Linked DNA regions of Mus musculus: all the other regions are linked to region 2. Evidence: chromatin loops called from intact Hi-C (ENCODE). Cell type or tissue: left cerebral cortex. All regions are shown on one strand.

Region 1 (8,000 bases), 460 kb before region 2:
CTTTGAATGATGGTGCAGTGGGTGACAGAGCACTTGGGACTTTCCCTCAAGTCATGTTATACAGCAGCCTAAGAGTAAGAGGACAAACCAGGCTATGCAGATCACATAAAGAAGCTACTTTGATCTTGTTAAGCTTGGAAGAGCTGGGGAGGGAAGCTTTCAGTTCCATAGCCAGCTATTCCTCCAGAGAGGGAGCTAAGAAGAGACAAACATCTGCCTAGACAGGGCCTGGAAGCCCAGAGAGTGTGAGGGAAGACACTAAATTTATAGCACACCTTATGGGTGAGATGATTCTTATAGTGCACATTCTAAATACAAGGGAATGATCCTTTAGCCTTGGTTCAGCAGCTGGGCAGAGAAGAGCTCTTCCTTTAAGCTTTGTCGTCTAATGATTTCTATGTATCCAAATTTGCTCATTTACCAGCATAGATAAGTAAATTTTGCATAAAAATATGAACTTTCCTACCACCTACACTTAAGTATGAGACTATTTCTTTCACTATTATTCTCTATGTCAATCACTGTGTGGTCTCTGTTCCAGAACAACTGCTTTCAGATGCTATAGTTTGGAAACTGCATACAATTTGAAAACATCAGAGCTCCATCTGTCTTATCATGGTAAAGGAATTCTTTGTGACTGGTCCTGTTACTAAATAAAACCCCTTTGAGAGTCAGCTATGTCATTTGGTTGACAGTATAATTCCACATATTCATACAACACATTTTAGCCACTCCTCAGTTGATGCACATCTAGCTGACCTTATTGTGACTGTTTTTAACTGAGCTCTTACGAACTTTTAAAAGTATGAATCTTTCTGATTGGTGTCTTCAATTCCTTGAATTGAGGATCTGAGGTCGAATTACTCAGCCACAGGATAGATATGTTTCACTTTTAAAGAGACTGTCAAACTGACATCTATAATGACTCTAACATTTTGTATCTCCTCTAGCCATGTATGAGAGTGCTAGTGTTTCCGTATGTCTTTGCCAACACTTGGATCTATGGATCTTAAATGTGATTATACTGAATGGGCATATAGAAGTATGTTATTAATGGATTTTCATGGAGCTGAACATCTACATTCTCTCTCTCTCTCTCTCTCTCTCTCTCTCTCTCTCTCTCTCTGGTGTGCATGTATGTGTATGTGTGTACCTGTGTGTGTCCATTTCTCACTCTGTCTCTTACATCTCTGTTTATCTCTCATGCTCTCCATACTCACCCCCTCTTTCCACAGAGCAGAACCTGAGTATCTTCTTCATTTCACATTTTCGCTGTGGCCATGGCCATCACCAACACGGGGCCTCTGAGTGATGGTGCATTGAGGAGCAGAGCACACAGGGATTTCCCAAGCTGAGCTACAGAAATGTCTGGGATTAAGAAGCACAGGGACACCCAGCATCCATTGGGATCTGGCTTCTCCATCCTCAGATTGGAGGAACTTGAAACTTCTCAGCCCTCATGGTCTAGCAACTCTTTGGTCAGGGAACTTGGTGTAGAGAGAACAGCTACCATAAAAGGCTAGGACGACAGACAGGACAAGAGTGCATTGGAAGGTGAAATTCAATTAAAGAAGCCTCTGTTGATTGGAGAAACCAGGAAAAACCGTGCTGGGTTTTGTCAGGGAAGCAGCCAGAGAGACAAAGAAGAAGTTCTGTAGTGCCATACTGCAGGCTCTGGATTATTATTTGGATAATTATGATAGCAACTATAATTAGGAGCCAAGGTCAATTTGCAGTGCTACTAAAGGCTGTCTGATAGCCACAACACTTCCTACAAGGATCAGGCTGGACTGGGTATGGACTCCTGATTCTTCATTCTTTGATACATCCTGTCGGGGTTCTTTGTAATTCTGAAACTTCTATTTTTAGATTTGTATATCAGCTTTATCATAGATTGACCCCAGTGTTGGAGCTATTAAGGCCCCATTAAATACTGGTCATATGGATAAGAATGAGATTGATCTGGGTGTGGTAAGAGAACATTCCTCCAATTATGATGAGCTGAGTTCCACCTTGAGATTGGCACGATGGAAGGAGAAGATGGACTTAACACGAATTCTCCTTTCACCTCCATATATGAGCCATAGATGGCCTGGGAGCACCCACACACGCATATGCCCAGGAGCAAAGTAAAGGCAAACACAGTGATTTGTTAATTGGCTGAGTGAGTGTGAAGTTGATCTTGGCAGGAGCTGGCCACTAGAGGAGACACATCATAACAGTGGAGAGAACAGGGGCTGGGGACTCTAAAAGCACCAGAATGTCAGTGTGTCTTGCTGAAACAAGGGTGACCTAATGGGGAGAGGGTCCATGCAGATCCTAAAATGATTGTAGGGTCCAGGGACCCTGGAAGCAGGCTCAGTAAACTGAGTCTTCAAAGCTCAGATGTTTTAAGGATGCAGGCCACACTCAAAGTGCATGCATTTGCCCATCTCTCCTGTGACATCTTACTGTAACCTTCTCATAGAAGCCATTTGGCTTCTCTTGTTACAGCTCTCTGCTCAGGTGAGGGGACAGGGTTTCTGGTATCCCAGATGAGTTCCAGAATTCATGATGTGCCTTTCCATAGGGACAAAGAAAGAGCAGAAACAGCAGAGGTGACTTTGCCCTGACTCCTGGCCGTTGGCGCCTATCACTTTTCCCTAATCACGTCTCCTACAAGGAGAACTTTGATCGACCACAGGTTCCCCCACCTACATATTTTGGTTTAAATACCAGCCTGAGCAAGACTTACACAGTCTGCTTCCTGTTTGTGAAATGTGGTCCTCCTAGCAGCACAGACTCAGAACAGGAGAGCTGGCCATGCCACGGAACCAACTGCCTAGCTGGCTGGATGCTGTGCTTTTTGGGCTCCTGCTTCTCCACATCCACGTGCAGGGTGAGGCTCACTAAACAGGCATGGGGCAATGACTGGAGTCAGAGCTGCCAAGTTCTGCTTGTTGGAGCTGAGGTCCTCTGGGAGGGAAGGCATGGAAGGTAGGGCTGATGAAAATGAGGCATCGAGGTTCTCAACCTGTGGGTCATGACCATTGAAACACCATATTTCTGATGGTATTAGAATCACCTGGACATGCGTTTATTTTCATTACAACTTCCTAACTGTAATGTTGCTTTTGAGTGGTTTCTCAATTCCTATGAGCATGGAAATATGTGTTTTCCAATGGTCATGTCCCACAGCTTGAGGATAAAAGTATGAGAAATGTGCCTACCAATTCTTCAACAAAAACACACACATTTTGTGGATCTAGAGGGCCAGAGACATCTAAGATCACTCTATAGTGAAGAGACAGTTTAGTATTAGGAGCTCTGGAGAGAATAGCAGGGAATTCAAGGAAAAAATGTGCAGGTATTTTTCCCTCCTCAGTGTCTGGCTATGACTGTAACTACTACTGAGCTTTGGATAACAGTGCTAATAATCATGAATTCATGTGGCCAAAGGGCTCTGAGTCTGTGACCTCTTTAACCAGAGAAATGCTCTGGGACCCTTCAAAGGGGTAATAGGAAAGGTTTCTGGTCCTGAGAGATAGGGTAACTCCCACATTCATACCCCACAGGTAAACTGAGCGGGCACTTGGGGCCTGGGGTGGGGGAGCTTGGGTTCCTTTCTCCTGTGCTCTGGTAACAATGAGATGGGAATCTCACAATCTGCTGGCATCTGATTACAGAAAACTAACCCAGATGGCATCTCTCCACCAGGTCACAACTCACCAGAGGCCAACCCCATCAGAAACACACACACTGGCCAGGTCCGAGGCAGGCTCGTCCAAGTGAAGGACACTAAATCTGGTGTCCACGCCTTCCTGGGAATCCCCTTTGCCAAGCCTCCTGTAGGACCACTGCGCTTTGCACCTCCTGAGGCCCCTGAACCATGGAGTGGTGTGAGAGATGGAACTGCACATCCGGCCATGTAAGTTATGGGTCCCAGAGGGTTTCAGGCAGACTGTGTTCTGGGTTCTGGGCCATGCTGAAGGGTCTCATCCATCTCAGTGACACAGCAGTTTTCTCTCTTTGGGGATGAGTGCCCCATGGGTTTTTCTGGTGCTGTGCTAAGGTTGAGTAGAACAACTAGGCCAGGCTTCTGAATCAGAACTTGGCACTCATAGGGAGCTAGATGCAGGTACTATTTTTTCCATTAATTTATTTTTTCATATTACATTGGATTCCAGTTCCCCCTCTCTTCCCAGCGCCCCCTTATGTAGTTCCTCTTCACCTCGAAGAAGGGGGAGGTCCCTTACAATGAAGCAACCCATGCTGGCACCTCGTGCCACTGCGGGACTATGTGTATCCTTTCCCACTGAGGCCAGACAAACTGGCCCAGTTAGGGGAGAGGGGAGTAGGATCCAGACACAGGCAATGAAGTCAGGGTAAGGCCCTGCTTTCATTTTGGGGGACCCACATGAAGACCAAGCTGTACATCTGCTACAAATGTGCAGGGGACCTAGGTCCAGCCTTTGTATGCTCTTTGGTTGGTGGTTTAATCTCTGAGAGTGCCCAAAACTCCAGGTTAGTTCACACTGTTGGTCTTCTTGTGGAGTCCCTATCCTCTCTGAATTCTTCAATTCTTCCCCCAACTCTTCTACAAGACTTCTCAAGCTCCAGCTAATGTTTGCTGTGGGTCTATGCATCTGTTTTGATCAGCTGCTGGGTGAAGCCTTCCAGAGGACAGTTATTCTAGGCTTCTGTCTGTGAATCCAAGTTGACAGAAACAAACATAGCCTGCAGCCCCAAGGAGGAAGGCAGGCCTGCAATATGTCTGAATAGATCTTTTGAGAACAGCTCAGACCATTCCCCCCTAAATTGGCAGGGGTTGCTACTAGTTTCATTTATGTCTGTCTCACAAAGGACATCTGTGTATCCAGGCCAGAAGTGATGAATATAGATGTCAACAGTGTCTTAACGGGTTGTTTTATTGTGACAAGGCTTTGGCCAACACAGAGGGAGGGAGGCATCAAGGTCTCACAATGTGTCCCTGTGAATCCAGTACTTCTGCAGACACTGTGTTGTTTCCACTATCCATACATAGATCTCCATGCAGATATGATTGAGCGGCACATTCAAAGTTGGATTCACAGTGATCTCCAAGGAATCCAGGTGCATAGTCACAGATGTGAGCCCCAAGAGCATCCTGACTTGTGGCTCCATATAGAAATGGCTGGGATCCACAGTCAGGAATTTCCAACTCAGTTTATACCAAAATACTATTGAGGACAGACACATGCGTATCTTCCTATATATTGAGGCATACAGCACCAATCACACAGGGGTAAGAAACATATTTATCCATGTTCCAGTCACAATGCCTTCCTTGGTATCCAGGCACACAGAAGCAGGAGTAGCCGTTGTTCCATCCTGGCACAAACCGCAGTGTGGCAAGGTCTGAAAGCACTCTCATTCTGAGCTGTCTCACAGAACCTCCTGCATATGCAGCATGGCAGATACAGGCATGCTGCCCAGGGTTTATGTGGCAGGTGCCTCCCTGTTGGTAGCAGTTTCCAAGGTCTGCCCACTCTACCCAGGATGATATTGAACTGCAGGCTCTGTTGAGAAGAACAAAGATAAAATTGTTCACAGATTAAAATTAAGCCTGGTGTCTGTGTCTCAGTAGGAGGGATCTCCAGGCATGAGTTAATGTGACCTATTAGGCATTGGTCATCCCTGAATCCAGAAGAATAAACTTCAGGTAACTGAGGAGTGCAACAATGATCAATCCGTGCTAACCCCACTCTCATGGTCACTATGACAACCTATTGGGCCAAGTGCCATTAACCAGGAAACACGTGTATATAATTAATTCCCACTGGAGACACTTCAGGCAAAAGAAGTTCCCTGAGAGTCTGCACTTGCGATGAAGGACTACTCACTACCCTTTAAGGCAGCATTGTCCACTGAATCCTCTGGTAGCTGTATGAGTCCAACACTCCAATATTTCAACCTTAATTTGTTTTCTGTTGCTGTAACAAAGTACTGATAAAAGCAAGATAGGGGAGAAAGCCACTATTAGAGGCTCCAGATTACAATCCACCCTTTGGTAAGCACAGAGAATCAAAACTACAGGAACTGCTCACATCACAGACATACCCAGGAACAGAGACTAGAAAATGCTTGCTTGCCTGCTAATGCTTAGCTCACTTTTTTATTCTAATACAATCCCATGAATGTCAGTACAGACAGCCATTCATTTCCATATTGACATCTAGATGTTTCTCTATCCCAGACTCAGAAAGATAACCCAGGGTCCACACGACTGGCAGTCTCCCTAATAATCTGGCCCCGACACAGCTTTCACAGGCCCTGCGGCTTTTTCATTGGGTGGAAAGGACTTAGAGAGAGGATATGTGTTCACAGGCACCATGAGGAGAAGCAGCTGAATGTGGCTGAGATAAAAATCTGCAGACTCACATGGGGTTTGGATCACCATTCATGTCTTGGAATGTCTGTCTGCTCTTTTCATTAGGTGTCTGCAAAATCTTGAACTACTGTATCCAGAGGGCCTGAAGGAGATGAAACTGAACCTGTTTCCCTTCTCTATGTCCGAGGACTGCCTGTATCTCAATCAACATCTACACACCAGCCCATGCCCAGGAGGGCTCTAGCCTGCCTGTGAGTGTCAAGATATGGTCAGAGTGGGGAGAGGGCATTTTTTCAAGAAGATTAGAAGGGACAAAAGCAACCTGAGTTCCATTGCAGAACCTGATGAACCTGATGGACCTCTTACTTTACTTGGGTCAAAGAAGGCAGTTGAAACCTGGGTACGGGACAAAGAGCACTAGACCACCAAACCATCAAAGGCTCTAGCTCTTGATAAAACCAGAACCCATTCTACAACTCCTGATCTGCAGAATCACTTAGGGGCTCAAGACCTCAACACGGAGGTCACCCAAACGTATACTTTTGGATGATCTGTTGTGACAATGATGGTTGAGGATCCTTTTCATTTTTAATCTGGAGAAATATCCATGGATACACCCCCCTTTGTTCTACTGTGAAGACTCTGAGTAATGATGACATCACTCTATACATAGAAGTATTAATTCAAAGTGCAACACATGGTGAGAATTGGGACTAGAAGCTACTAGAGGCCCAGGCTGTGCCCAAGGCCCTGAAGTCCTGATGATTTTTATGTATTTCTGTAGCTGCACAGAAGCACAGCAGTTGATATTCTAGTAAGCAGACTAGAGAGCTTGGGCAGGCTAGGAGCCTCCTGGCATCTCTCTTGACTTCTCCAGGTGATGGTGTGGATCCACGGTGGTGGACTGGTTGCAGGCATGGCTTCCATGTATGATGGATCCGTGCTGGCAGCCACTGAGGATGTGGTGGTGGTCACTATCCAGTACCGCCTGGGTGTCCTGGGTTTCTTCAGGTAAGTCTGGGGCTGGGTTGGGAAATGATTTGCTGATCACAACCTAGACAGTCCTTTGATCCATGTCCCTTCCACTTCTCAGCACTGGGGACCAGCATGCCAGAGGCAATTGGGGATACCTGGACCAAGTGGCTGCCCTACGCTGGGTCCAGCAGAATATCGCCCACTTTGGTGGCAACCGTGACCGGGTTACAATTTTTGGCGAGTCTGCAGGTGGCACAAGTGTGTCTTCACTTGTTGTGTCCCCCATGTCCCAAGGGCTCTTCCATGGTGCCATCATAGAGAGTGGGGTGGCCCTGCTGCCTTACCTTATCTCCAACACCTCTGAGATGGTCTCCACTGTAAGTGCTCCAACACTGCCGCTCAGTCTTTATATTCTGGTACTTTGGTGTTCTGTTCATTGGGAAAATCAAGGACCATGGAAGGTAGTTTCTTGCCAATCATTTCAGAGAAACTCAGCGGTTAGTATCTACTCACCTCTACTTCATACTGAGTGACTACGCTATCTGACCAGCAAACTAGTCGTTGAAGCTTCTATCATTGGCAAAAGAAGTAAGCATGTGCTTGGTAGCTGCTTCATTGATTTTTAAAAGTGCTTGGAGTGCAAGCCTGAGGACATAAGTTCAAACACCCAGAATCT
Region 2 (8,000 bases):
GGCTTCCATAGGCTCCTGCATGTACAACACACACACTGTTAAATATAATAAAAAATAAATCTTTACTTTTAAAGTTGTGCATGGACCAAAAGGGCTCTATATTATATATTTTTTACATTGCCATACATGATATTTTACTTGATAGATGTTAGCTATTAAGTGGTAATTTAAATAGGGTATGCATTCTTCAGTCAACCTTGAAATGCTCAGTGTTTGTAATTACTTTTACTTAATTGTTAAGTACTGTTTAAAAAGATACTTAAAGGTGTGTACTATTTTAAATTATAAAACTAATATTCTGGATTTAATTCCTTTTTTTTCTTTGGTTTTTCAAGACAGTGTTTCTCTTTAATCCTTGGCTGTTCAGGAACATGCTCTTTAGGCCAGGCTAGCCTTCAACTTAGAGATCTGCCTACTTCTGCCTCCCAAATGCTGTAATTAAAGGTGTATGCTACAACTGCCCAGCTTTGGATTTTATTTCTTGCGCTTTCTAGTTAAAATTCATTGAGCGAAGATTAAGTTTATTGTCATATTTTTCAGCTAATTAGTAAATAATACATATTAATATTTCTGTGACTCAATTTCTTTTTGTTTTGTTTTTGAGAAAGGGTTTCTCTGTGTAACAGCCATGGCTGTTCTCAAAACCACTGTGTAGATCAGGCTGGCCTTGAACCTACAAAGATGCCCTTGCCTTTTCTGACTGCTAAGATTAAAGGCATGTACCATCAGCCCAGCCATTCAATTTCTTTATAAAATGGAAAATAAAAAATAGTACCTTTTTAAGATGTTGAACCTATGTTCATTCATGGAGAGTACTTGAAGACAATGCCTAGCATTTAGCTGTTGCTTAAGTAAATGTGAGCTGCTACGAAAAGAAAAGGTTGCTTCTAAGATGATTGATCATTGGTGTAGTAAAGTGAAACCTCTAATTCTAGGCTGCAGAGACGGCTCAGTGGGTAAGGGTACTGCCTGCTCTTCCACTATTCCAGAGGTCCTGAGTTCTGTTCCCAGCAACCACAGGGTGGCTCACAGCCATCTGTAATGGGATCTGACGCCCTCTTCTGGTGTGTCTGAAGACACTACAGTGTACTCACATACATCAAATAAGTAAATCTAAAACAAAACAAGAAAACAGTTCTAGTTCTAAAAATAAAACGATAGAGTTTTCTTTTATCTGTAGTATGTGTGCATAGTATCCTTTTGAATATGAAATGATTACTATTGAGTATTACAAAATATCATATATAGTTGTATGTCTTGCCTGTTAAAATATTGGTTGAGGCCGGGCAGTGGTGGCGCACGCCTTTAATCCCAGCACTTGGGAGGCAGAGGCAGGCGGATTTCTGAGTTCGAGGCCAGCCTGGTCTACAGAGTGAGTTCCAGGACAGCCAGGGCTACAGAGAAACTCTGTCTCGAAAAACCAAAATAAAAAACAAACCAAAATATATATATATATATTGGTTGAAAAGTTTTTCATTATGAACATTTTTTGTATGACACTGTGTCTTAATATCTTGTATGTCTGTCATTTAAGTTTTCAAACCACATTCATGACTTTATTTCGATTTTTGTCATTGCAGGCAAGAAGACAGCAAGACCCTAGTCCTGGTTCTAACTTAGGTGGCGGTGATGATCTCAAACTTCGTTAAGTGGAGCACAGCTTATGTGCCCCATCTCTACACACACTGCTTCTAGTTGGTATAAATAACTCATTGGGCGACCAGAAACTGTGACAACTGGAGGGACTGCAGTTGGTTTCATGGCCTGAGGCAGTGAAGACGTCACCCACTGCCATGGTTTTGCACTATAATGCCTGCATTTCTAATTTTTAAAATATGTAGCCAGTAATAATTTGAAATTTTTTTCTATGCAAGCTTATCTTGTTGGCATTATTTTAGTTGTATCGAAAGTATATACTTTCTTCATTTTAACTTAAAAGCTCATGTCATTTAGAAACAAGATAAGAAATTAAAATTTGTATCAGGGTTGCTTAACATTCTTTTATACTTTCAGACGAGTTGGTTATACAGCTTTCCTCCTTAGATAAGGGTTCTTGGTTTTTGTTTGTTTTCTCTACATCATTTCGTGTTTTTGTATTCTGCACCATTTTACAAATGAAGATGTGTTTGCAGTTATTTTTTCCAGCTATAAACCTAGAATAGAGCTGTCTGCCACAGCCTCCTAAAACAAACGTTTACAGTTGTTAAAGCCACAGTATCCTTTCAAATGCTGATAGTCACCCTATCCCCTTTAGACAAAAATTCACATTAGTATTAAATTTTGTCTCAGACCCTGTTTCAAGGTATATCTTGTAATCATGAGTTTGGGTAGAGATGCTCTTCACAGGTGAGAATGCTCTACAGAAATGCCCAAAGAAGCCACAGACTGGCTTCTGTTTTATTCAGGGATTTTTTTTTTAATCAGTCAGAAAAAGGATACTGGAACTTGTTGTATGTAACAGCATATTAAACTGGAGGCAGTGATAAATCAGCTACACAGGTAAATTGTGTTAAAATAATGTTTAAGATAGCTGCTTTCATGTGTATTTTGTATTTTGTATTGCATGCTTTTGTAGAAACAAAATTGGGTGATGAAGATGAGTCTTAGAAAATGTTCATCTGGGCAGAAGATGCATTTCTCCCATTGATTCCGGGCAAAACATTCACAGATATAGATGATGGTATTTTACAAAAGGACTATTAATAGTGCCTTTTGAGATGAATCAATGTAACGATATTTTTAAAACAGGCTTAGTGTCAAATTGCAATTTTTTAAATATAAAACTGGAAAAAGTGCTAAGTCATTGGCACATGCTTACAATACTTTCCGTGGTCGTATTCATTAAATGTTACTACATTTCTGAATTTTTGCAAAAATGTATTTTATCATAAAATGGCATTATTTTAGAAAATTTTAAAAACTGACATGGTCAATTCAGAAAAGTCTGAATAAGGTCATTGCATTTAAAAAGCATATAAAGATACTTGATTGTGGAAGTGTGTCTTTCATTGTATATAGGTCTTATAATTCATAAACAAGTACCCTGTATCTCAAAATAAAAATATTTGTTATATATTTGAAGTCGTGCATGATAAGGATTGTGTTTGAATTATTATAAACAATAATGTGTTACAGAAGCTGATGCTGACCTTGTGTTACTGAGCACTATGAATGAATTTGCTTGGTATTTGGTGTTGTACAGCTCACATGTTTACACTCTCAGTGCCCTGATGCCTCTCGGGAGTTACCTTTTTAAAGTGATCCTTTCTTTTTTAAAATAACATCTCGGTGGTACATTTTCTCTGTTGCTTCTCGCCAAGAGCTTCCAGTCCGGCAGTCAGTAAGATCACATGGTGTTAATGTGGCCGTCCCTCTGTAAATAGCAAATGTTCCTTACTGGTTCTGCACTGCTTCTGTCTGTCTTAATGCTGGCGTTAAGATCATAAACTCCTTTTCTTCGGTAGTGCAGGCTTTGAAAATTAAGTTATTGATGCAATTTCATATTTTTCATAATCTGTATTTAAAATGACATCATTGCATCATTTTTTAAAGATTCATCTCCATTAAAACTTGCCTTAAGCTTCCAGATTGCTTTGCCGTTAGCTTTACTGTATATTTGTATGTTTTATTTACTTTCACATTAAAATTCTGTGTACTGAAAACAAAGTCATGACTCTTTATTGATATGTGATGATTTCTGTCTTACTAGCTTCAAGTCTTTGATCCTTTATAACAGTTTTTTTAAGGACAGCAACAACAGTGCCATCTAGTGGTCATATCTTCTAACTCCTTTAAATCAATGTACAGTAACTTCCCATTACATGATGTGGTTTTCAAAAAGTCTGAAGTTGAGTGTGGATATAGGAAGTAGGGGCAGGAGGATCAAGAGTTCAAGGTCATTCTTGGCGAGTTCAAGGCCATCCTGGGCTGTTCTCAATAACCAAAATAGGCTAGAGAGATGACTCTGAAGTTAAGAGCTTTAGTTATTGCTGAAGGTTATAGTAGGAACAGGAGTGTGATTCCCAGCACACAGAATAGTCGGCTCACACTCACCTCAGTACCCAGGAATCAAGCGCCTCTTTCTGGCCTCTGTGAACATAGCGCACATCCACATGGATACACAGATGATTGATAAAAAACAAAAACTTACAAAGGTTTTGTAAGTATAGACTATGAAAATGGGGGCGGGGAGGCTGGAGAGACAGCTCAGTGGTTAAGGGTACTGACTACTCTTCCAGAGGTCCTGGTTTAATTCCCAGCACCTACATGGCAACTCTGTATATAACTCCAGTTCCAAGGAATCTAAAGCCCACATATAGCCTCCTTTGGCTCAGGTACAAATGTGGCACCCAGACATGCCTGTACATAACACCCATACATACAAGAAATAAAATTTTAAGACAAAAACTTAGGGTCACATCTGTAACCCTGTTCTTAGGCAGCTGAGACAGGAGGATCACCATGGATTTATACCATAGAGACCAGATCTAGAGAAAGCCCCTCCCCTATCCACCCCCAGGCAACAACAGTCTCAGGGGTTTATCCATTTTCTAAGGTATGACCTTAAAACAGTGACCTCGGGGGAAATTTCTAACATTATATATCCTTCCAGGCTATTTTTAGAAATTATTATGTGGGTATTAAACCCAACATTCCTAGAACAGGGATCTACATCAGAAAATTACTTTAGAAGCATTCCATAGGTTTGGTTTGTAATAAACAGGTTTTATACAAATAACAAAACACCTGCCCGGCGTGGTGGCACACGCCTTTAATCCCAGCACTCGGGAGGCAGAGGCAGGCAGATTTCTGAGTTCTAGGCCAGCCTGGTCTGCAAAGTAAGTTCCAGGACAAAAAAAAAAAAAAAAAACCTTATATACTAAATTGACACAATTAGGATTTTGAACCAGTATCAGGAAGACCAAAGCAGGAGGATTGTGAATTTAAGACCATCCTAAGCTATGCTACATAATAAGACCCTATTTAAAAAAAAGTATTAAACAATTTTAAATTTCAACTATAAGAGAGGGTGAGGTGAAACCACTGAAGCAGACCAGTTCACAAGTAGAACGGAAGGTTTGCTGGGGGTCAGACTGCCAAGGCTATCTGTCAGGAGTTGGGGGACAGAAGAGCAAAATGGGGGAGAACAAGCCATTTTTACTGTGTTAACAGTGGGATCTTTGAGCTGCTGATATAAACTGGATTGACCAGGACCTAGATGCCTTTACCTGAGGTAGTTGACCTTTAGGGCAGTCGATTAAGAGAGGCTCCTGGTGGCTTAAATGAGACTCCTGATAAATAGAAACCCAGAGTTTCAGACAATGCCACAAGCACTGCCCTTTGGGGGGGGGGGGGGAGCTTTGGACCTAACACTATATATTAAAATGACAATATTTAAGGTAGCTAGCTACGAAGGAATTTTAAAATTGCTTATATTGCTGCTATCAATGTTAGCGAGATTATAAATCAGTAATGAATTATAAAATGGAAAGAGCTCAAAGAAAATGTTGAAACTATATTAATGGTTTTAAAAAGTATTAAAGTATCTGAGGATGGAAAGATAGCTCAGCAGTTAAAAGTACTTGCTCCTGCAGTGGATCAAGGTTTGGTTCTCAGCTTTCACATGGTGTCTCAATAACCATCCTACTTCCAGCTAGCAGTGGCTAGAACAATCTTTTCTGAACTCCATGGGCACTAGGCATACACAGTATTACATATAATACATGTGCAAGCAGGACACTTAATCATTGAGGATAGTTTAGAAGAAACAATATAAAGTGACTGCCCTAAAAAGACATTGTCTCTGACCTCCTGGAACCTAGTCTATGCCCAAAATTGATCCAATGTAGTAGCAACCTTTAAATTATATAGGAAGCCTTGGCAGTTGCACTGTCTGTGCTGGTCTGGGTAGTTAGAGTCAATCAACCTGAGGAGACTTCCAAGCCGAAAGCTACAATCAACTAGAGAAGATACTGAATGCACATAGCCGGCTGGTCAGAGCTTAGCAGGTTTGAAAGAGCATCAGATAAGGGCTACAGCATGGGTGAGACAGGAGCAGTGCTCAATGTATTATGTCAATCAAATGGAAGACATTTGGACCAGGACAAGAAGTGGCCAACAGATTAGGAGGTTTGAGAAATTTTTTGGTTAAAGATCAAAGTGATCTTTTAGATATAGTGGCCTGGTGGGTATGGAGACTCAGTGTTAAGGGGGAAATGTATAGGCACTGCAATTTTTAAAAAATTGTACCTTTTTTTTTTTTTTTTTTTTTTTGGTTTTTCGAAACAGGGTTTCTCTGTATAGCCCTGGCTGTCCTGGAATTCACTTTGTAGACCAGGCTGGCCTCTAACTCAGAAATCTGCCTGCCTCTGCCTCCCAAGTGCTGGGATTAAAGGTGTGAGCCACCACCACCCTGCATTTGTACTCATTTTTATCTGTTAAAAATGGTCTACTTGCCCGGCATGGTGTCGAGGTAGCTACTGTGTTATCTTAAAACATAACAAAAGTCTCAAAAAACAAAACAAACGAACAAAAAAACCAACAAAAGATGGGGCTGGGGAGATGGCTCAGTGGTTAAAATCTAGTTTCTGAAAAGCCAACAGCTTGAAGTCTTTGAGCCAAATACCAATGGTACGCCTAAGCCTTATACAGCAGAACTGAACACTGCCAACCATTGAGACAAACCAGAAAGGAGATGGTATCATAAAGAGGGGTTTGGAAATACCTAGAGTTGACGTGCATCTTCTATTTTTATTGGGCCAAGCTAGTCTCCCCCAGAGAAGACCACTCAGACACAGTCTAAGAGCCAATTCAAGTCTTTATTCCAACCAGAACCCCAAGTGTAGCCCCAAGTCTTTTACACACACACACACACACACACACACACACACACACACACACACACCCTGTCTGGAAAGCCCCCAAAATTCTTTTCTCCTAACTGCAAGATGCTAGTTACAGAAGCTGGAAGGGAAGGCCCAAGGTTCCCTTCCTGCTGCTGAAAGCGGAGTACATAATCACAAAAGCCAAAATGCTCGGTTAACAAAAATAAGCAAGGGCAAGCAACCTTTCAAAGAGCCCTCAGCCTTGAGTTATTTTTCTCCCCAGAACTATTTTCCTTAAATTCTCCCTTACAGTTACTGACACTTTACTTAGCAAGACAAAAATTCATCTGTGGTACCAAAATGGAGTTACCATAGTCAACTTACAGCCCTTGTCACAGCTGCCGCGCTCACCTTCCAAGTGGAGGGAGGGATTGCAGTCCAACTTTTGGCTAGAAGAATCAGGATGTTCATGGCTAGCTCTAATGACTACCACATACATACATACCACTCTCAGTTATTAAATACTTAAGTGTAACTGTGTGATAGTACTTGTTTAGCATGTACAAGGCTCTGGGTTGGATTCTCAGCACTACAAGAAGAAAGAAAAGAGTCCAGCCTTTAATTCCAGCACTTGGGAGGCAGAGGCAGGCAGATCTCTTGAGTTCAAGGCCAGCTTGGTCTACAGAGCGAGTTGCCGGACAGCCAGGGCTACACAGAGAATCCCTGTCTCAAAAAAAAAAAGGGGGGGGGGGCTGGAAGAGATGGCTCCACAGTTAAGATGGCCTGGTTCAATTCCCAGCACACACATGGCAGTTCACAACTGTCTATAATTCCCATTCCAAGGGATCAGAAGCTGGCATACAGATACAAATGCAGGCAAAACACCAATGCACATAAAATGAAAATAAATCATAATTGAAGAAGGAAGTTACTGTTCTTGGTGTATAACTGGCATATCACTGGAAAGCTCTTCTGAGGAGATTTCTTTGTCTTTTAAGCCCGTCGATAGCTTGCTTTCCAAGTTAGCACGATTATTACCAGAAAGAATGCGTGCTCCTCCAGCTCCTTTCTTAAATGACTCAGCCATCCACCTGATTTAGGGGTGTGTGTGTGTGTGTGTGTGTGTGTGTGTGTGTGTGAGAGAGAGAGAGAGAGAGAGAGAGAGAGAGAGAGAGA
Region 3 (8,000 bases), 270 kb before region 2:
TGACCATAGTGACACAAATAGGGGCAGAGGGGGGACATCTTATGTCATTCATTAATTTATAGGTTTGTTTGTAGGGTTTTTTTGTTTGGTTTGTTTGTGTTTTTTATTTTGTTTTGTTTTTGTTTTTTAGGCTTTTTGTTTTGTTCTTTGTTTTTGTGTGGATTTTTGAGAAAGGGTATGTTGGAGTGGTAGCCCTATACAACCTAGCATAGCCCTACACAACCCAAGGCCATGAGTGCCTTCTGTCTAGAGGCCTGGGATAACAGGTGTGTCACTATTCCAAGAAAGGTATTTGAAAGTCATGACTTTTTCCCTATGATAGAGGTAAGGAAGGCATTCTGGGTAGTAATGAGCCCAGGAGAGCTTCCATTAGAGGCTGGGACCAGTCAGGGCAGGATAAGGAAGGTTTAGCCTGGATCCTGGCAGGTGTGGGGTGGACATATGCTGGGCCTAGGGTCAGGCTAAGTAGGAATGGCAAGTGTAGCGCATGAGCTGGCAGCTGCACGCTGTGGTCAGGACCAAGACCCTGGTTCCCCTCCTGTCTGCAATCTACCTCACTGAGGAGAAGCTGCTTAGCAGGAGGAGGGTGTACCAGACCAAGTTTACATGACATATATGAGTGGACCCCCTCAACCTCCCTAGTCAGGGAATTCCTATCCAGGGCTCCCCTTACCTGTGGTGACCTCATCAATATGCATGGATTCTTCACCAATAGGAGCCTCCTTTACAATGCCAGAGCCCACTCAGACAGGAATATCTTGTGGGTACCAGTCACTGGTTGTCTCCCCACAACCTGGCAGGGATGTTATTTTGTCTGTAAAAGAAAGGACAAAACAGTTCACATGGCTCTGCCACACAGAGCAGAGTTCCTTACATCCGGACACTTGCACCTCTGAACCTCTCTCCCCTTAGCATGCTCTAGCCACTATCTTGACCCGAATCAGGAAATGAGTCTTTGGCTCAGTAAAATTCAAAATGCCCAGTGCCTTACACTACTGGAAGTCTATAGTTACAGGAATCCCCAAAGAAATGGCTACCTCGTTGGTCCTTGTTTGGCCATGATGTACAATGCCTACAGTTGGATATCTACCATACTCTGGAAGCCTGATGGATGGTGTTCTGGACTCAGCCCCTGCCCTAGAACATCCTGGAGCTGAAGGTGGCTGAGGACAGCCACATGTAACTATAGCAAGTTATGTCAGATTTTGTACTGAGCACAAAGGGGATCAGCCTGTGGTGCCCAACACTCTGAAGAGATAGAAAGGAGCCCCAGTGGATGCCAGATTTTCTCTACACCCCACTAAATCTGTGACCTTCCTCTCTCCTCGACTTTATCTTCATCCTATCCTATCCTTTTCTCCTCTTCTCCGAGGCCTAGAATTTCTCAAATAGAACAGCTACTTTGTAGGTTGTTGACATGGTGGCTGTGTGTATAATTTCCATGCCTACTCCTCAGTGAGTCCCAAGTTTTCTCATACTTACACTGGCCAATAAAATTGTATTAATCTCATCTTTCACTACCTGTAAGCTGAGGTAATGTTTAATCTTGGTTGTCGATTTGATAAGATCAACTAAGAAACTCACCTCTGGGTGGGTCTCAAAGGACACTTCCAGGAAAATTCCCAATGGAAAGAAAACCTCCCCCAGAGTATATGCCACCTTTTGACTGTGTCCTACATATAAGGAGATATTTAAAAACCAATGTTTCAAGCTTGCTTACTTTTTTTAATGTGTCCATCTCTGTTGTTGCTGCTGCCTTCAGCCATTATTATGAGATGAAGACCAGCAACTCACTAGGAAGCTTCCAGGCCTTCCATACCAGATTGCAACTGTGAAAGCATTGAGATTGGTAAACTGAGCAGAAACTGGGGTTCTTACGGTCTTCAGGCTTCCTGTGGCCATTGTTAGAGTACCCAGCCCCTTAAATACAAGGCTATTCTAGTAAATCCCCTTCTATAGCACATGTGTACTCCATCAGTCTTGTTAGTCTAGGGACCCCTGCCTAATACAGTGATTATAATAAAATCATCACAAACTGCACATTAGATGCTGTGGCTGATGCTTTTGTCCCAGTTACGAGACAGAGACAGGAGGATTGCATGTTCTCAGTATTTCAAGAGTAACCCCCTTGTTACATGGGCACTGCATCTCAATAGTACATATTATATATGTAAATGAGTATATATGTCATATGGGATAAGATATATACCACACGTATATGTATATTTTATATGTGTGTGTGTCATATACTATATAGCTTATAAACAGATGAAATACGTTCAGTTTTAAAGACAAAGAAGTCCTAGAGCCAAGATGACAGTAGACCTGCTGTGTAACAAGGATAGCTCTCTGGACTGAAGATTTTACCTTATGTTCTCATAAAATATAAGAGATAAACAATGGTGCTCATGATTTGATATCTTCCTAACAGCTCCAACTCTTAATTTTACTACATTATAGATTGGGTTTCAACATATAATGCAACTTGGCATTCAAGATAATCAATTCATCTGTACCTTTCCCAAGTGTTGAGTGGCACAATTTTTTTTTCAAAGAGAAGTGGGTCTAGAAATCTTCATTAGCAGAGCTGAAATGTGTGTGTGTGTGTGTGTGTGTGTGTGTGTGTGTGTGTGTGTCCATCAATCTGTCTGTAAGTCTTGTGTCTCTATCTGTGTCTGTGTTCCTGTCTGCTAAAGTTTGTTCTCATTATCGCAGTCAGGAAATGCTATGATATTCACATTTGCATGCTTAGGACATCTGGAAACTATGTGTCTGTCAGGTGTGTCCTAGAAGTGGGGTGTGGTATCAGAAGGTCCAGAAACATCCCATAACAGAGATCCCTGTTTGACCTCTGAGCAAGTCCACATGTGGAGGGGCACATATGTCCCAGGAGCCCTCCTGGGTCCTTCTGGCATGACAACTATTTTATCTCCTGTGATTTCTTTTTTATTCTTACCTTAGTGTTGTCCCTAAACTCTCATGCTTTATGTCTCTTTGCAAAGGTTACAAAAATGTATTCCATTAACCCCTGGGTTCTTCCAAAGCTTTTTCCTTCCATCATAAAGAGGTTGGTTCCTTCATTCTCTAGACCCTGGCACTGCCTTATATCTCTACCTGTGCCCACCTTGCCCCACTGGGGTACAATTTTCTTAGGTTGGAAAAGTCCTCCTTTTTCAATTCACTTTGTTGAAGACTAACCACAGTACACCATCGTCCAAGTGATGGTTTTTGTATTCCTCTCTCTGAACACCAGGGGACAGAAAAGAATTGAAAATATCCTTTAGCCTTGGCTCAGTAGCTGAGCAGAGAAGAACCCTTCCTTTGAGTGCAGAAGAACTGAGGCTAATACTTGTCCTGGGAACTTGCGGGGTTACTGAGCTCCTGCTGCACACATGCATCTGTGAGGTCCCCATTTCTGTGGACATACAGACACTTCACAAAATGGCCTTTAGAATTTCAGTAGCTATACTATTTTTTAATTTTTTTGTTTAATGATTTCTATGCTACCAAATTTGCCCATTTTCCAGCATAGATGGACACATTTTGCCTAAAAATAGGAGCTATAAGACTACTTCTTTTATGGGAAAAAAGTTTTCTTCAGATCCTATGTAAATCATTACTTAGTCTCTGCTCCTAGGCAACAACTTTCTAATGCTAAAGTTTGGCAGTTGCATATAATTTGGAAACATCAGAGCCCTGGAGGTTCTATCATGGACTAGGAGTCTTTTATGAACTTTTTCAATCTGTTTTAGTGTGTGTGTGTGTGTGTGTGTGTGTGTGTGTGTGTGTGTGTGTGTGTGTGTGTGATTGCTGCCTTCTTTTCTTTGGGTTAAAGACTTGGGAGTAGATAGAATAGGTGTGTTTAACTTCTAAAGAAACTGTCAAACTGTTTCCTATAGTGACTATATCATTTCACATCTTCTCCAGCCATGTATGAGGAGATAGATACATGGCTCCTAATCCTAGCCAGCACTTGGCCCAATGGGAATTACCTCTGATTCAACTGAATGGGTATGGATGATGTATCATTGCATGTGTTATGATGAATTTTTGAGACTCTGTTTCTCTCTCTCCTTCTCCCTCTCCCTCTCCCTCTCCCTCCCCCCCCCTCTCTCTTTATTTCTTGCTCACTTCTCAATTCTGCTTCCCTCCAATGCCATCTTTATTCCATATCTTTACTATGGTCTTAACCATCATTAACACTGGGCCTCTGAATGGCGGTACTGTAAGAGGCAGTGCATATGGATTTTTCTAAGCTGAGTTAAAATGGTTTGGGAATAAGAAGTACCAGGATGTCCCAGGAGGCATAAAAAAATTGGTTCCTTGACCTCGATCTTAGAGAAACTGGGGACTTCTCAGGACCCCATGAGCAAGCATTTCATTTGGTTATAGAACTGAAGAAGGAAAAGCATTTGGCAAGAAGGGCTGAAACCACAGATTGAACAAGAGTGCATTGTAAGGATAATATTGAATCAAAAGCAGGACTTGCAGATTGGAAGGAGGCAGGGGAAGCCATGACTGTTTCATGTCAGAGGAGCCAGAAAAGAACCAAAGAAAGAAGTCCTGCCACTCCCAACTGTGAATCCCTAAACTGTTGGGGATGGGAAAGTGAGAGCCAAAATCAGTTCTCAGAGGGAACTCAAGGCTGTCTGGTATGGATCTCTGCACCACTTCCTCCTGGAAATCAAACCAAGCTAGGTGGGAACTCTTCATCCTGTAGTCACGGATGTAGTCATCCTGTAGTCACCAGGGTTCTCTAAGATTCTGAAACTGTTTAGAAGCCTGTGTCTCCAGCTTCTTCATAGGCTCTGAGAGCCCAGACTCTCATCACTACTGGAGCCATGAAATGTCACTTGTTGTCAAGTGGAGGTGATGGGTGGCCAGGTGCCTACATGGGTAAAGAGACTTTCAACAAAGCCTGAAGATCTGAGTTGGATCCCCCACGTCAACATGATGGAATGAGAGAACTGACTCCCAGAACTTACCTTGTGACCTTCACGTTCATGTCATGGCATGTGAGTACTCACGCACCTACATACACACATACACACACACACACACACACACACACACACACAATAAGTAAATAATTAAATGAACAAACAAACAATAAGAAAATGGTTTAAAAAGTGTTTCCCAAGTAAATAAAGGACTGTGTGTTGATCTGTGCAGGAGCTAGCTACCAGAGGAGACACAGTATAGAGATGGAATGAATGTGACTAAGAAGTGCCAACATTCCAGTGTTTCAATGACATAGCCAGGATTTCTGGGAGCAGTCCATGGAAGTCCTAAGATCACTGTAATGGTCATGGTGTTCTGAGCTCCAGCCATTGAGCTTCTATCCATTTATAGCATCTTCCATATTTGCCTACTCAGAGAAGCCCCCCACCCCCCGATTTCTCCTGTTACAGCGTTTTGTCCCCTGACCTCTGCAACAGCACTGACCTCTGCCAGTGAGCACAAGAACAGTGGTCATGGTGGATCTGGGTTTGAAGACAGAGCTCCTGATATCTCAGAAGAACTGCAGAGCACAGAAGCCATCTGTGCCTCCCCAAGAGGCCAAGGAGCAGAAACTGCAGAGGTGTGTTTTTCCTACAGCTGGTCACTGATTGTCTCCTGTCATTTCTGCGTTTAGTTGTCAGGAAGAAAAAAACTTTGCCCCACCCCACGGACTGTCCCACCTACATTCCTTTTGGTCCTGTCTGGGCAAGGCCTATATATTCTGCTTTCAGTTCTTGAGGAACAGATTCAGGCCTGGGAGCCGATCATGCCAGTGCACAGACTTCCTGGATGGCTGGATGCTGCGGCCTGTGGGCTCCTGGTTCTCCTCCTCCATGTGAAGGGTGAGACTCCCTAAGTGGGGTGGTGGGGAGCAGGGTCAGAGCAGCCCAGGTCAGTCAGAGGCTGAGCTTGTGGGAAGAAGGCACCATGGAGGGAGGAGTTCATCCAGGTGACAGATGAAAGCATGAGGAATGTGAGCCACCCAATGCACCCACTAAAATTCATAGAGTGGGCGCCATAGCACACTGGGGGTCAGAGCTGTCGAAGACTACTGCCTGCTGAGGATCCAGCCCAGTGTAAAGGGCTCCAAGGAGCTGGACCTGAAGGTCAGGAGAAGAGCAAAAGGGGCATTTCCCACATCTATGTGTGGCTGTGACTGTTCCTAACTTTGGGTAATCATAACAATAACACCTCCGGGCTGCCAAATGGCTCTGAGTGTGTGACCTCTTTGGCCAGAGAAATGCTGTGACACCCTTCAAAGGGGTACTAGGAAAGGTTCCTGGGCCTGGGGCATAGGGGAGCTGTTACAGCTGAATTGAGGAACCCTGGCTTCCCTTCCTGTGAGCTCTGATAATAACAAAATGGGAAATTCCACGACTTACCCAGGCAAGTGATTCCAGAAAACTAACCCGGATGATATCTCGCCAACAGGTCTTGACTCATCAGAGGCCAGCCCCATCAGAAACACACATACTGGACAGGTCCGAGGCAAGTTTGTCCACTTGACAGACATCAAAGCTGGAGCCCATAACTTCCTGGGGATCCCCTTTGCCAAGCCTCCTGTAGGACCACTGCGCTTTGCACCTCCTGAGGCCCCTGAGCCATGGAGTGGTGTGAGAGATGGGACCTCACAGCCGGCCATGTAAGTTCTGGACCCAGAGGGTTTCTGGTACTGGGGTGAAAATATGTTCCAACATCTAGGCCATGCGGAAGTGTCTCCTCCCTCTTGGCTACAGAGCAGTTCTCTGCCTGTGATGAGGGACATCTTCCATGCATTTTTCTGATGCATATGCTAAGGATTAGAATGGAACAACTATGTCAGACTACTGGGTTAGAGCTTGGTACATAAAGGGAGTTAGCTCCCAGTGCTACAGTGGAAAACATATCTAAAGTCATCCCAGAATCAGATTACGTCAAGTGAAGGGGCCCAGAGTCTGGTGTCATGCACTACAAGTCCCTTGGGAGGGCAGCAGTAATGAGTATCCTGCAGAGTCACCGTGGCAACCCAGAAGATTAAATGCCATTGTCCAAGGAACATGGATGAAAGCTTCCACTGGAGAATATATAGGAAAAAGAGATTCCCTGAGAGTCGGGACATGGGATGAAGGATTTCTTATTCCCTACAGTACAGCATTGTCCATCCATTCCTACAGCCCCATTGTAGAAACAGCACCCAAATATCCAGATACCTGACTTTCATTTGCTGTTGCTGTAATAAATGTACCCTGACAAAAGCAGCTTAGGGAAGGAAGACATGTCACAGTTCCAGGTTACAACCATCATGGGGGAGGGGGAGTATTTAGCAGAGGTCACAGTAAGGAAAGCTGGTCACATCACGTTTGTAATTGGGGAAAGAGAGCAAAGAATGCATGATTGCTTGCTGATAGTCTGCTCACTCTGACTACTCACTCAGTTCAGAAGTCCCTTGCTAGGGAATGGTGACACCCACCATAAACAAGTATTCCTACTTTGGTTTATGTAAGCAAGATAATCCCCACAGGCCAACATATTAGACAGTCTGTCCTTGAGACTCTCTTCCCATGTGATTCTAAATAAATCGTACAAGGAGAGGGGGTGAACAGCACCACCGGCAGTTAATCATTTCCACAGAGAATCCAAGACGTCTCAAAGTTCCAGTCTCACAAAGGTTGCCCCCACTCAACTGGAGACCTCCCTGGAAATCTGGACGCCTCTCAGCCTCCACAGAGCCAGTGACCCTTACCTTGATATGAGATTGTAGAGAGGAATCCTGTGTTAGAGGAGGTGTTGAGGGCGACTAGAAGAAAATCCTAAGGGTCTACTTTTTTTCTTTTCTTTTAATTTTGAGGTTATAATATAAGTACATCATTTCTCCCTTTGTTTTTCTCCCACCAAGCCTTCTCATATATCCCTTCTTGCTCTCTCAAATTCATAGCCTCTTTTGTCATTGATTGTTGTTACATGCATATATGTATACACACACATATTTCTAAATATAACCTGCTTAGTCTGTTTAATAG

What was found. Peaks named below come from ENCODE experiments on the same cell type or tissue, not always from the same donor. Only the 100,000 strongest peaks of a DNase experiment are listed, where the experiment ranks them.
Region 1: it touches region 2 in a loop (2.2-fold over the local background); 3 of 42 quality-filtered maps call a loop at or near these places.
Region 3: it touches region 2 in a loop (3-fold over the local background); 6 of 42 quality-filtered maps call a loop at or near these places.

Annotation. Positions count from the first base shown.
Region 1 is chr8:104,752,976-104,760,975 of GRCm38, forward strand. It overlaps the pseudogene Gm6831 and the pseudogene Gm18475. Among named protein-coding and RNA genes, the nearest start is that of Ces2a, 23 kb to the left of the region's middle. In left cerebral cortex, no CTCF peak of the experiment used is centred here; DNase peaks (open chromatin) are centred at 4,763 and 5,442.
Region 2 is chr8:105,214,324-105,222,323 of GRCm38, forward strand. Cbfb (core binding factor beta) reads left to right here. Exons shown (of 6, transcript NM_001161458.1): 6 at 1,581-3,666. The coding sequence ends at 1,603. Among named protein-coding and RNA genes, the nearest start is that of D230025D16Rik, 6.9 kb to the right of the region's middle. In left cerebral cortex, CTCF peaks have their summits at 24 (motif pointing left) and 3,767 (motif pointing left); DNase peaks (open chromatin) are centred at 3,377 and 3,773.
Region 3 is chr8:104,941,612-104,949,611 of GRCm38, forward strand. It overlaps Ces2f (carboxylesterase 2F), which reads left to right and starts at 5,745. Exons shown (of 13, transcript NM_001079865.2): 1 at 5,745-5,843; 2 at 6,433-6,643. The coding sequence starts at 5,768. In left cerebral cortex, a CTCF peak has its summit at 3,247; no DNase peak of the experiment used is centred here.